Linked DNA regions of Homo sapiens: region 2 is linked to region 1. A link is an interaction called in ENCODE POLR2A ChIA-PET data of the cell type or tissue named here. Cell type or tissue: PC-9. All regions are shown on one strand. Each heading gives the region's core, and the rest is flanking DNA. Links, peaks and the distances in the headings are about the cores only. Region 1 holds the start of LOC124907747 (a long non-coding RNA gene). Region 2 has its middle 72 kb from the start of CLIP4.

Region 1 (5,389 bases), core at 208-5,207:
CTCGCAAGCAGCTGAAACTCTAGGCATGCACCACCATGGTTGGCTAATTTTTTAATTTTTTGTAGAGACAAGGTCTCACTGTGTTGCCCAGGCTGGTCTCAAACTCCTGGCCTCAAGCAATCCTCCTGCCTGGGCCTCCCAAAGTGTTGGGATTACAGGTGTAAATCATCATGCCTGGCCAGTTTTATGCCATTTGAAAAATATTTGGGCTTATATTTTATGGCTTTATTTTATTTTGTATTATAAATTCATTTTTATTTTATTTTGTGAAAGTATCAGTTCATGATGAGTTGTGAGGGGAAAAAGGAGTCCATCACCACCAGTAGCTTCAGCACCACCACATCAGACTATTGAAACAAGGAGAGACAATCACAATATATAGTTAAGTAAGAGATGCAGGTTCATACAATGACAAAAAGCACAAGAGAATAACAATTTTGGAAAATATGCACATATGTTACATATGTAGGAACAGACCTTAGGTCTCAAGACTGGGGTCTTAAGATTAGGGATCAGTATGCAAAGACTGACCTTGGACTGTCAAACCTTGTTATAAACCCTCAGAAAGATTTTAGGGTGTTACTAGTTACTCTCATCTATTATGCAATCAGGCATGAGGCCTGATCCAGAAAAGTTAAGAGGTATCAGGAGGGTATAAAGACCTCCTTGATTAAAGGGAATATGGTTTTTGGAAGGACCTAACTGAATCCTCAGCTCTTCAGGCAATATTATCATCATCAGCTGGGTGCCTTCCCCCAGACAATATATGGGCATAAATATAGATTATCTAAGCACAAGTGCAGATGACATAAGCAACTGATAGATTTACCACACACTTACCAATACCATGAGCTCCAGATTTGCAGGTATAATGTAAAAGAGTCATATCTGTCAATCCATCTCTATCATTCACATTGCAACCTCTCTTAAGAATCTGAAGCAGTCAAGGAAAATATGGTTACAACCTAACTACTGAGGTACCTATTGCTTTCAAACCAATGCTGAGGAACCAAGTTAGTCTATCGTATCTGAATTACTTCTCAGTAAAATGTATAGACAGTATGAGCATATCTTAAGGGTAAATTTTTAAATCTGTACTCAACAACAATAATGAAAACTGAACTTGTCAGCAGGCTGAAGGAAATTCTTAAAGATTATTCCAAAGGTAATCTGGCACTCCAAATATGTTCCTCTCAAAAATGAGCAAAATTTTATTTCTATGCGTGTAATGATATTTGAAAAAAGTATAAGCACTCTCTTCCTACAACACAGCAACATACTGGTCAAGGAACCCTCCCTCAAAAAATCTAATATTCTTAAAGACTACATTCAAGCCTATATATTTACCAAACCAACCAAAAGTGTAAATAGAACATGATGGTAATCAAATCCCTTTATGAAATGCATAAAAGTTTACAAAATTAATTTTACAAAGAAGGAAATATGAAAAATGCCCCTCCCTGCACCCGCCAGGAGTCTACAAATGTCAGAAGTACAGAGCATGAAGAAATAATCAGAAGAATATATAGTATTAACTCACTGCCCCATGAAAATCCTGGAAATACAAATAAATATCAGAACTTTTAAAGGGTTTCTCCTTTATTACCATCTTCCTTTCAGATGGGGAAAAAAATCTATACCATTAACAATCCTAACAATGCAAAACTTAAAATGTAAGAATTCCTTACCTCATTTCCAATAATGTCAATGTTTTGTTGGACCTGAGGAACCCACTGTCTCAAAATGGCAAATAATTCTGAAACTGAAGTTTTGGGATCAAAAAGAATTTCCTGGCATGATGCATCATTAGGATCAAAGAAAGAAAATTCTGAAATAAAAAAAGATGCAAATTAAATTTACTAAAAGTTTCAAATAAATATATTGAAAATAATAAACAATAAAACCAAGGTTCAAATGATACAAATATTTTAGATGCTAAAAAAAAATCAGAAGTATCTAAATAAGGAAAATATTATGAACATTTGCTGAGCACTTACTAAATACTTTAAAAATCCTCACCAACACCTTACCTGGCAGGTATTATTCTCATTTTGCACATGAGGAAAGCAAAGCTCAGACTAAATAATACCAGCTCAACATCGCACAGCTAGTAAGTGGCAAATCTGGGGTAGAAAACCAGGTCTGTCTCCAAAGTCTATCTTCTTTCCTCTATTATTCTACTTGCTGAGGTAACTCACCACTGAGCTCAGATTGTAACAGCATGCATAAGTAGTGGGACTCATTGAGGTTTTTTTGTTTTTGCTTTCTTCTTTGCATTTATATATTTTCCAAAATTATACTATGTACACATAGTTCTTACTTCTAGAGTCAGCATAACTAAAAGATGAGAGGCACCAAACTAAAGACACATATACAAGCAGAGCAGCAGTCCATCAGAAGAGAATCAGAAAGATTGAACTGAAATGTGATAACATTCGTAAGCTTAGACAACAAAATGGTCCTGTTAGGCAAAAATCAAAATAGAAGCCAAGACAAACCTTGGCCTCTGAGCCAAAGTCCCACCCCCAGCTCAGGAAAACCTGTAAGGACCTATTCTCCAAAACACCTACTTAAACTGCACATGAAGCTTGAACTTCATTTCTTGGTCAGCATGACTCAGCACATTGCAGCAAATCAGTAATGACTAAACTAACCCACTCATTCTAACCAGTGAGAATTAAGCTGTATGAATTTCCTTTTCTAGGCTTTATAAACCTTACTATAACCTTCGTGAGACAAGCTTCTTACCACTTTTGATTTGGAAGTCTCCCTATTTGCAGTTTTTTACTAACTTAATATTTATATTAAGAAAAGCACCCTGAATTTTCTTTTGACAGTTTTTGATGTCAGAAGCAGGATCAGAAGAAGACCCCTGTGAAGCCCCAAGGCCAGTAACTAGGTGCTGGTACCCAGGGCCGCAGCACTGGCTGCTCTCTCACCCAGCCATGGAGTTCTAGAGTAAGTCTCTTTTGAATCTGAGCTCTCCTCCTTCTGTGTAGAACTCTCCAATTATGCTGAACAACCTTTGCTGAAACTTCTCAGGAAGTCAACCTATTCTGTTCAAAAGGGGGAAGGGTGAAACACATGATTCCCTGTGTTCCAGAGCAGCTGCTGAAAAAAGAATCCTTAATAGTTAAGACCTTTCAGAGAATCTAATGCAAAGATGGGGTCCAAAAACACTGTGGATCAGAATCTTGTGAACTTTACAAAGTTCACAAGAAAAAATAGGTGAACTTTACAAAGAATAATTTGCAATTTCAGTGACCACTTCGGAGAACCTTTAATTTAGGTAAGATAGTCTGCCTTTGGGAGTGCCCTTGAAGGAGGAGTATCCTAAGCCTTTTGGAGACAATGGAATGCATTCTTTGATTTGTATGCAGAAGCTGCTGAACACAAAATGACTCAAAAATAGCTTCTCTAAAAGCATCCCTACAGCACTCAAATAAAAAAAAAATCTTCACTAAAAAGCTGTAGCCATCTGAGCAGGTAACCTTGACTTGTTCCATCTCTCACAGGTACAATTTGGATCCAGCTTCTTTTATAAACCAATAAGCTTTGTATTATTTTAATTGACACATGGCTAAAATTTGGAAATGAAAGCTATAAGATCTCTGTGTCTGTCTGTATACACAAACAGACACAGAGATCTTATAGCTATGTATGTTCAATAGACATAAGTAAAAACAAGTGCTTATATAAATTAAGTATTCCTGAAAACTCTCAGAAAAATAGGAACTAATCCAAATGCTTTTCAAGTTCATGTGACTTGGGTAATTTTCAATAAACAAAAACATTGTTGGTTTAGTTTAAAAAACCAATATGCCTTCAGAGTTGTCAGCATTAGACATAAGGCAGACGTACAACTTTGATTCTATGTAGGTCTACTAGTCAAATAAGCTCATGTTAGACAAGTGAATTACAAATAAGCCTCTGCTATCTCTAAGTTACAAAATTTCTCAGCAAGAAAAACAAGATGATGCTTAGCTATTTAATGTCTCATGAAATTTTCGTAAGTAATCCAAGCATAATTGTTCAAAACAAGTGAATTAAATCAATGTAAGTCCACATAAGATAAATACTGAAACATTAATTGCTGAACATAAGCTTATCTACTTTTGGACAGAGAAACTAAAGATACCTGGGTGTGTTAGTAAACATGTCCTGTGCTACACTGAAAAATTATAATATAAGGAAACGTGCTTCTAGAAATTATGGTGTATTTACATAGATTTCTCAATCTACAGAATGCTAGCGTGACAGTCAAGAAAAAATGTGAAGTAGGAAGATATGTTTTTTGCTGAAAAAGAAAATGAAGGAAAAAAACCAAAATGGCTATAGGAAGTTCAGAAGAGGGAGAGAGAATCTTGTGTGATTAAGCTGGCTAAAATTGAATGAATCTATTATCATTCATATCAAAATAATGCATAACTAGCATTTCAGCTCCTGTTAAAACGACTAAACTTTCTTGGAGTATGGGCCTGCTCTTGATGGGAGATTGTGAAAGGTTTTTCTTTAACTTTTGAATGGTCTGCCTAGAAAGCAAAGATTCTGTATTTTGTCAAGATAATTTCATGTGCTTCGTGCTGTCTTTGATTAAGTTTCTCTCTCAAAAAGTCAAGGGGTTTTGTTTTTTTTTGTTTTTGTTTTTTTTAACAACTACATGGCTTTCTCTGTATTTGCCTTTGAAATCTTTGTCACTTTGGTTAAATGGATAACTAAATACCTGTAATCCTATTTAATCAAGTGCTTTGAATCTTGAATCTTTTGGGTATTCTTTTTATAAACGTCTCAAAAATCAAATTCTGAATGAAGTCTTTTCTGACCTTAGACTAACTCTGGGATTTTTCAACGGCCCCTAGAAAATCTTGTTCTATTTCTTTAAAAAAAAAAAAAAAAAACACAGACATTAAACTAATTAAGCATCTTTGCATGGGAAGCATTGTCAAATAAATGTGAAACTAACTAGGCTTATTTGATATGTGAAACTAACTAGGCTTATTTGATCTATTACACTGCATGAGAAGCATTGTCAAAGGTGATGCTTAACCTTATGTTATTTTTGTATGACTATATTATTAATGTAAGTGTTTTAGAAATTGTATGAAATTCCTAGAAATTGGATATGTTCTGGTATAATTTTATCAGTCATAATTCCAGTTATTATCTTCAAATGTTATAAAATAAACAACCAAATTTCCTTGTCAATTGCATTAAAATGAACTGTCATCAAATCTGTAACTATGGACATTTTAAATCTTTTGCCATCTACAGACAGTGATTTTTTACTCTGATATTTTCCTGAAAGCTTTTGCAAGCATCTGTGATACAAAATTGCTGGAAGATTTACAGAAAAGACTCTGACAAGTGCAGGTTTCTGGTAACTTTAAGA
Region 2 (5,325 bases), core at 326-5,325, 57 kb before region 1:
CCTATAGTTATCATTTCTTTGTGGTAAGAACATTCAAAATCCTCTATTCTAGCTATTTTGAAATATACACTATTGTTAACCATAGTCACCCGACTGTGCAACTGAACACCAGCACTTATTCCTCCTCCTAACTCTAATGACAGTAGCAGGAACCCTGCCAGAACCCAACTCCTTTTCAGCTCAAAAGAAGAACATAAAGTTTCTACCACAATTTCAGTAATTCTTTAAAAAAAAAATTTGGCATCTCCACATAGTACTTAGTAAACCCTATAGCTGTAAGGTATTATGTAACTACAGTAAAGTTTATTCTGTAAAACATGGGCCTTTATATCCAAATTCCCATAGCACACCACTAAGAAATTCTAATGATCAAGCCATTTTAATAGGTTTTCAGTAGTAATAGCAGGATTAAAATCCGTATGAGTTTTACAGACCTAAAAGGAGATGCATTTGAATTCAGGTTACTCTAAATAACAGGCTACGCATGACAAGATTCATAAAATTGTATGAAGTGTGTTGTCAATCTGTCTTTAATGGTTTTTAAAATGAGTCCCTAAAGAACACACAATTTGACTTTGCTAATTTCATTGCAGCAGATGGCTCCTGTGTTGTTGCATGAAAAAGCAAAACCAGCATTCCCGTAATCCTAAACATGCTGCTGTAAAATACAAGATCATTACTGAGAGCAAATAGTAAGGCTTCTATTAAGATTCTACTTTCATTTGGTGTCCTGAATGGGGGTGTTTAATTTTTGATGCACTACTCAGGTGCAAAACATTTTTTAGCCGTAGCCTAACAACTGTAAAACATTTGAAAAACTTGGTAAGAACAAACTACTATACGGGGGGTGCGGGGGACGGGAAGTTACATGAACTATGACCACAAAACTACAGGAATCACCTTCCTCTCTTCAGCATGCAGTAAGTGTAAAACAGGTGTGTTACCCTTGACATGGAAAGATGGCACTACAAGTCTAACCTCAGAAAAAGCACAAATACCAAAATTAGTCTTTAGTGCCTTCACATGTCCATTTCTTATATCCCTCTTCTTGACATCCTCGGGCTCTCTCCCCATCCCATCAATTTCCTAAGACTTATTGCCTCCTTGTGAGAACTAACCCACAGTTATTTTTCCTCCATCACTCAATGTTCATTTCAGCTGGTGTTAGGTGAAAGACAGTCTTATTAAACAAACTCACATTGAAACCTTAGCAGCTAGGGTAGTATTTCTCCCTACAATATTTACATATTAGAAGAGGTATTTGCTAACATAGATGAATATCAAATTGATAAAACTTCAGATGATTATATCATCTCGGATGGTTTAGCATTCATCAATTACTTGAGAAAACAGCAAGCAGACCAGGCAGGAGTTAAGAGACCTACCACTACTAGACTGCAATTACTACCTCCCTGACTCAAGCAAGTTACTGAAACTCTCATTTTATTTAAAAAACGAGGTCAGGAGTTCAAGACCAGCCTGGCCAACATAGTGAAACCCCATCTGTACTAAAAATACAAAAAATTAGCCAGGCATGGTGGCAGGTGCCTGTAATCCCAGCTACTCGGGAGGGTGAGGCAGGAGAATCGCTTGAACCCAGGAGGCGGAGGTTGCAGTAAGTGGAGATCACGCCACTGCACTCCAGCCTGGGTGACAGTGCAAGACTCCATCTTCTATATACATAGAGATATATATAGAAGGCTTTGGTCTCAAAGGCCCCTTCTAACTGTCAAGTCCATGATTCTGTAGGACTTCACCTGTGTAAGGTAAATTCCAACACCCAGTCATTATCAGTGGAGCATCACTGGTGTGTGCATGTGTCCTTGACCTTAACTCTTATCCCAGTGAGACAAATCATATGTAATCTTTATGTAGAAGTAGACCAGAGAGTTTAGTATCAGTCCTGTTTATTCAAAGATCTTTCTATTCAAAGATCTCTTTAACAAATCATCAAATCCTTACCATAGCAAAACGAGATTAATCAGGGATGATTTCCAGAAAGCAGCAAAGCCGGCAGAACTATGAGTCATGTCCATTTAATGACTTTCATGCTTTCAGTGCCACATCACTTATTTCTCTTTCATTACATTTGCTATAATGGGAACCTTATTAGCAAAGTAAAACCATAAAACTTATCTTTTATCACACCTAATATTTGATGGTATATCTGATGCACTTTCTTTTTGTCAGTTGACAATTTGCACCTCTTAGTGCCTGTATTAGTCTGTTCTCACACTGCTGATGAAGACATACCTGAGACTGAGTAATTTATAAAGAAAGAGAGGTTTAATGAACTCACAGTTCCACATGGCTGGGGAGGCCTCACAATCATGGTGGAAGGCAAAGGAGGAGCAAAGGCATGTCTTACATGGCGGCAAGCAAGAGTGTGTGTGCAGGGGAACTGCCCTTTATAAAACTATCAGATCTCATGAGACTTACTCACTATCATGAGAACACCATGGGAAAACCTACCCCCATGATTCAGTTACCTCCCACCAGGTCCCTCCCGTGACACATGGGGATGATAGAAGCTACAATTCAAGATGAGATTTGGGTGGGGACACAGCCAAACCACATCGGTGCCCATTCCCAAAGTGAGGTGGCAAAGCCTAAAGCAGGCCAGGTGTTTGAGAGCAGGAGATGCCTGTGGATTCTGACGCTCCTCAACAAGCGCATCCAAGTGCCATTATGATGGGCAATTCATGAGGAACAGGAGTCTTCTCTCACAATCACCATAGAATTGGATAGAACCCCTCTCTTCAGGTTTTATAGAGCTATCCACTGCCATTGGATGGCAATTTTTGGAGATCTGTTGTGAACCATATAGCTTTATAATGGATCCCTAGAAACAGGGAATCCAAAAATATAGCCAATTCAAACAATCCACCAAGATAAGATTGTGACGACTGTGGGCAAATTTCCTATATTTTACTGCATCTAATAGTTGAGAAAAGAAACAATTTAAATCTTTTTGCATTATTCTCAAAGTAATATTTATATAGTATTTCACAGTTCTCAGAAGAAATAAAGTAATTTTCAAGATAGAAATTCTTTTTCCTCAAGTACGTACCAGGAAACAGCTGGTGATGTTTTATAAAGGATAAGAAACTAAAGCAGAAAATTACACTGGATTTTCTTTTGTCACACACCAGGGGGTGTAAAGTGAGGCCTCAAGAATCTCATGCTATTTCTTAATTCCCTAAGCTCTATTCCCTTCAAGAAAGAGAAAATATCATCTGAAAAATTACAGTATTTTCACTAATATATGTAATGTATTGGAATTCTTATTAGAAATCCATTTGTATTAGCAGGTTCAATAAAGGTGACTATAATTTTTCGCTTTATTCTTCTGCTCTGTAATGCTCTATATTGTCTGTAATGCAAAATCCGCTTCCCCTTGCCATCAATACAAGACTTTTTATGACTATTAAAATTCATTTAAAAATCCATTATAGGGGTTTTTCCCCCCAAAGATACTGGATAGTAACACCCACCCTTCACGACAAGAACTGTCAGGGGCAGCCAATGTCATTAACACTGTTGACTGAGTTTCAAGCTGAATCTCAGAAGTCATACTAGAGAAAAGAACAAAACGCATGGCTTGAAGCTGTGCATATAATCTTAACCTGATTCATCTCCATGTCAGTCTGATTTGATTTGTTAGGTGAAAAATAATAATTAGTTCAGTCTTCAATAAGGTAAGTCTGTCTACGTGGAATAAAGTCATGAAGGGCTGGAACTGAAAGAACTTAACCTCCACCAGATGGACACAGGCCAAGAACACAGCACTTGGATGGTTAAACCTTCCATGCTTTAGAAATGCCTAAAATTCAAATTCAGTACAGGATAGTTAGCTTGCTCAGTTCAACTGATCCCAGTTGGATTTTATGTAGCCAGTTGAAACAACTCTGACTACATATCTAATCCTGAGACCAAATTTCTCCTGACACAGGAGTCTATTGGGGTTACGGTAGCAACAAACTCACATATCTGGGTTCATGTGAGATTTTAGAGCCGAATTTAAACCAGATTTATGAGCATTTAAAAAATGACACCAGTGATCCTTGGGAACAGATTATGTTTTCAGCTAACAGCCTCAATTTAAACACCTGAAATATCTTTAATAATTCAGAATGCCCTGCCCCTTCTCAGCACCACCATGACGACTACGCTTGCCCTATTTGAAAGGTATAGTAAATGATGAAATTTGCTGCTGATTTATTGTCATGAACATTCTATTCACTGGAAGACATTCTAAAAAGATAAACGGAAAAAGCTTCTCTTACACCTTGAGGCTGCTCTCAAGGGAGAGCTATAAAACAAAAAGTTTCATTTGACCACACATAATGAAACGATATTAATGTCAGTAATATGTGCTCGTCTACTCAAATTCCACCACGTATACTTTTCCTCTCATAAAAAGGAGAATTAGCAAAAAAAATATGGTAGAACAAAATCTTTTTGCCTATGCAAAGGCATCATATTCTGCTTATAATACACTATTAACATGTCCTGAAAGCTTAACTTGTTCAGCCCATACACAAATTTCATTAGGAATGTTTATTTTATAATCAAACAGTATATGTGACATTGTTTGTAAATAAGGCCTGTGTACCAAGGGATACTAAACAATTACTAAAAATATACACGATAACGTGAGTTTTGTATTAACCACTGTATTTGTATTATAAATAAGTGAAGGAAAGGGCATGAAAAAAATAAATTAATCCTTCTATTGGCTTGCAATGTGGCTATGAATATTATATGTCTCTGAGTCATTTAGTCATTTGTTACTTAGATAACAAATATCCATCTGGTAAGTAGTTAAAATTACTAGAACTATTTCTCAATTAAGAATGATTTTAACACAATAGGCTTCTAGCCATTGGTTGATGTGGTTTAAATAATATTATCACACATTCTAAAAAGGGAGCCTCAAAATAAAACTCTGAAATAAAAATATCTAACACAGCCAGGCACGGTGGATCACACCTGTAATCTCAGCACTTTGGGAGGCCAAGGCAGGTGGATCACCTGAGGTCTGGAGTTCGTGACTAGCCTGGCCAACATGGTGAAACTTCATCTCTACTAAAAATACAAAAAATTAGCTGGGCATGGTGGTGGGTGCCTGTAATCCCAGCTACTCGGGAGGCTGAGGCAGGAGAATCACTTGAACCCAGGAGGCGGAGGTTGCAGTAAGCCGAGATCCCGCCACTGCATTACAGCCTGGGTGACAGAGCGAGGCCCTGCCTCAAAAAATATATATATAGATAGATAGAGATATATATTTAATACTGGAGATCAACGTTATCCCCACTTGAGTAT

Evidence for each region. Peaks named below come from ENCODE experiments on the same cell type or tissue, not always from the same donor. Only the 100,000 strongest peaks of a DNase experiment are listed, where the experiment ranks them.
Region 2: POLR2A ChIA-PET joins it to region 1 with 11 read pairs; 3 of 35 experiments call an interaction of 5 or more read pairs at or near these places.

What each region holds. Positions count from the first base shown.
Region 1 is chr2:29,127,697-29,133,085 of GRCh38, reverse strand. It overlaps CLIP4 (CAP-Gly domain containing linker protein family member 4), which reads right to left. Exons shown (of 16, transcript NM_024692.6): 3 at 1,689-1,828; 4 at 841-934. It overlaps LOC124907747 (a long non-coding RNA gene), which reads left to right and starts at 2,738. Exons shown (of 2, transcript XR_007086264.1): 1 at 2,738-2,958; 2 at 5,272-5,389. In PC-9, for the core only: no CTCF peak of the experiment used is centred there; DNase peaks (open chromatin) are centred at 2,595, 3,065 and 4,233; H3K4me3 peaks cover 4,155 bases; H3K27ac peaks cover 4,250 bases.
Region 2 is chr2:29,184,821-29,190,145 of GRCh38, reverse strand. No RefSeq gene overlaps it. Among named protein-coding and RNA genes, the nearest start is that of CLIP4, 72 kb to the right of the region's middle. In PC-9, for the core only: no CTCF peak of the experiment used is centred there; no DNase peak of the experiment used is centred there.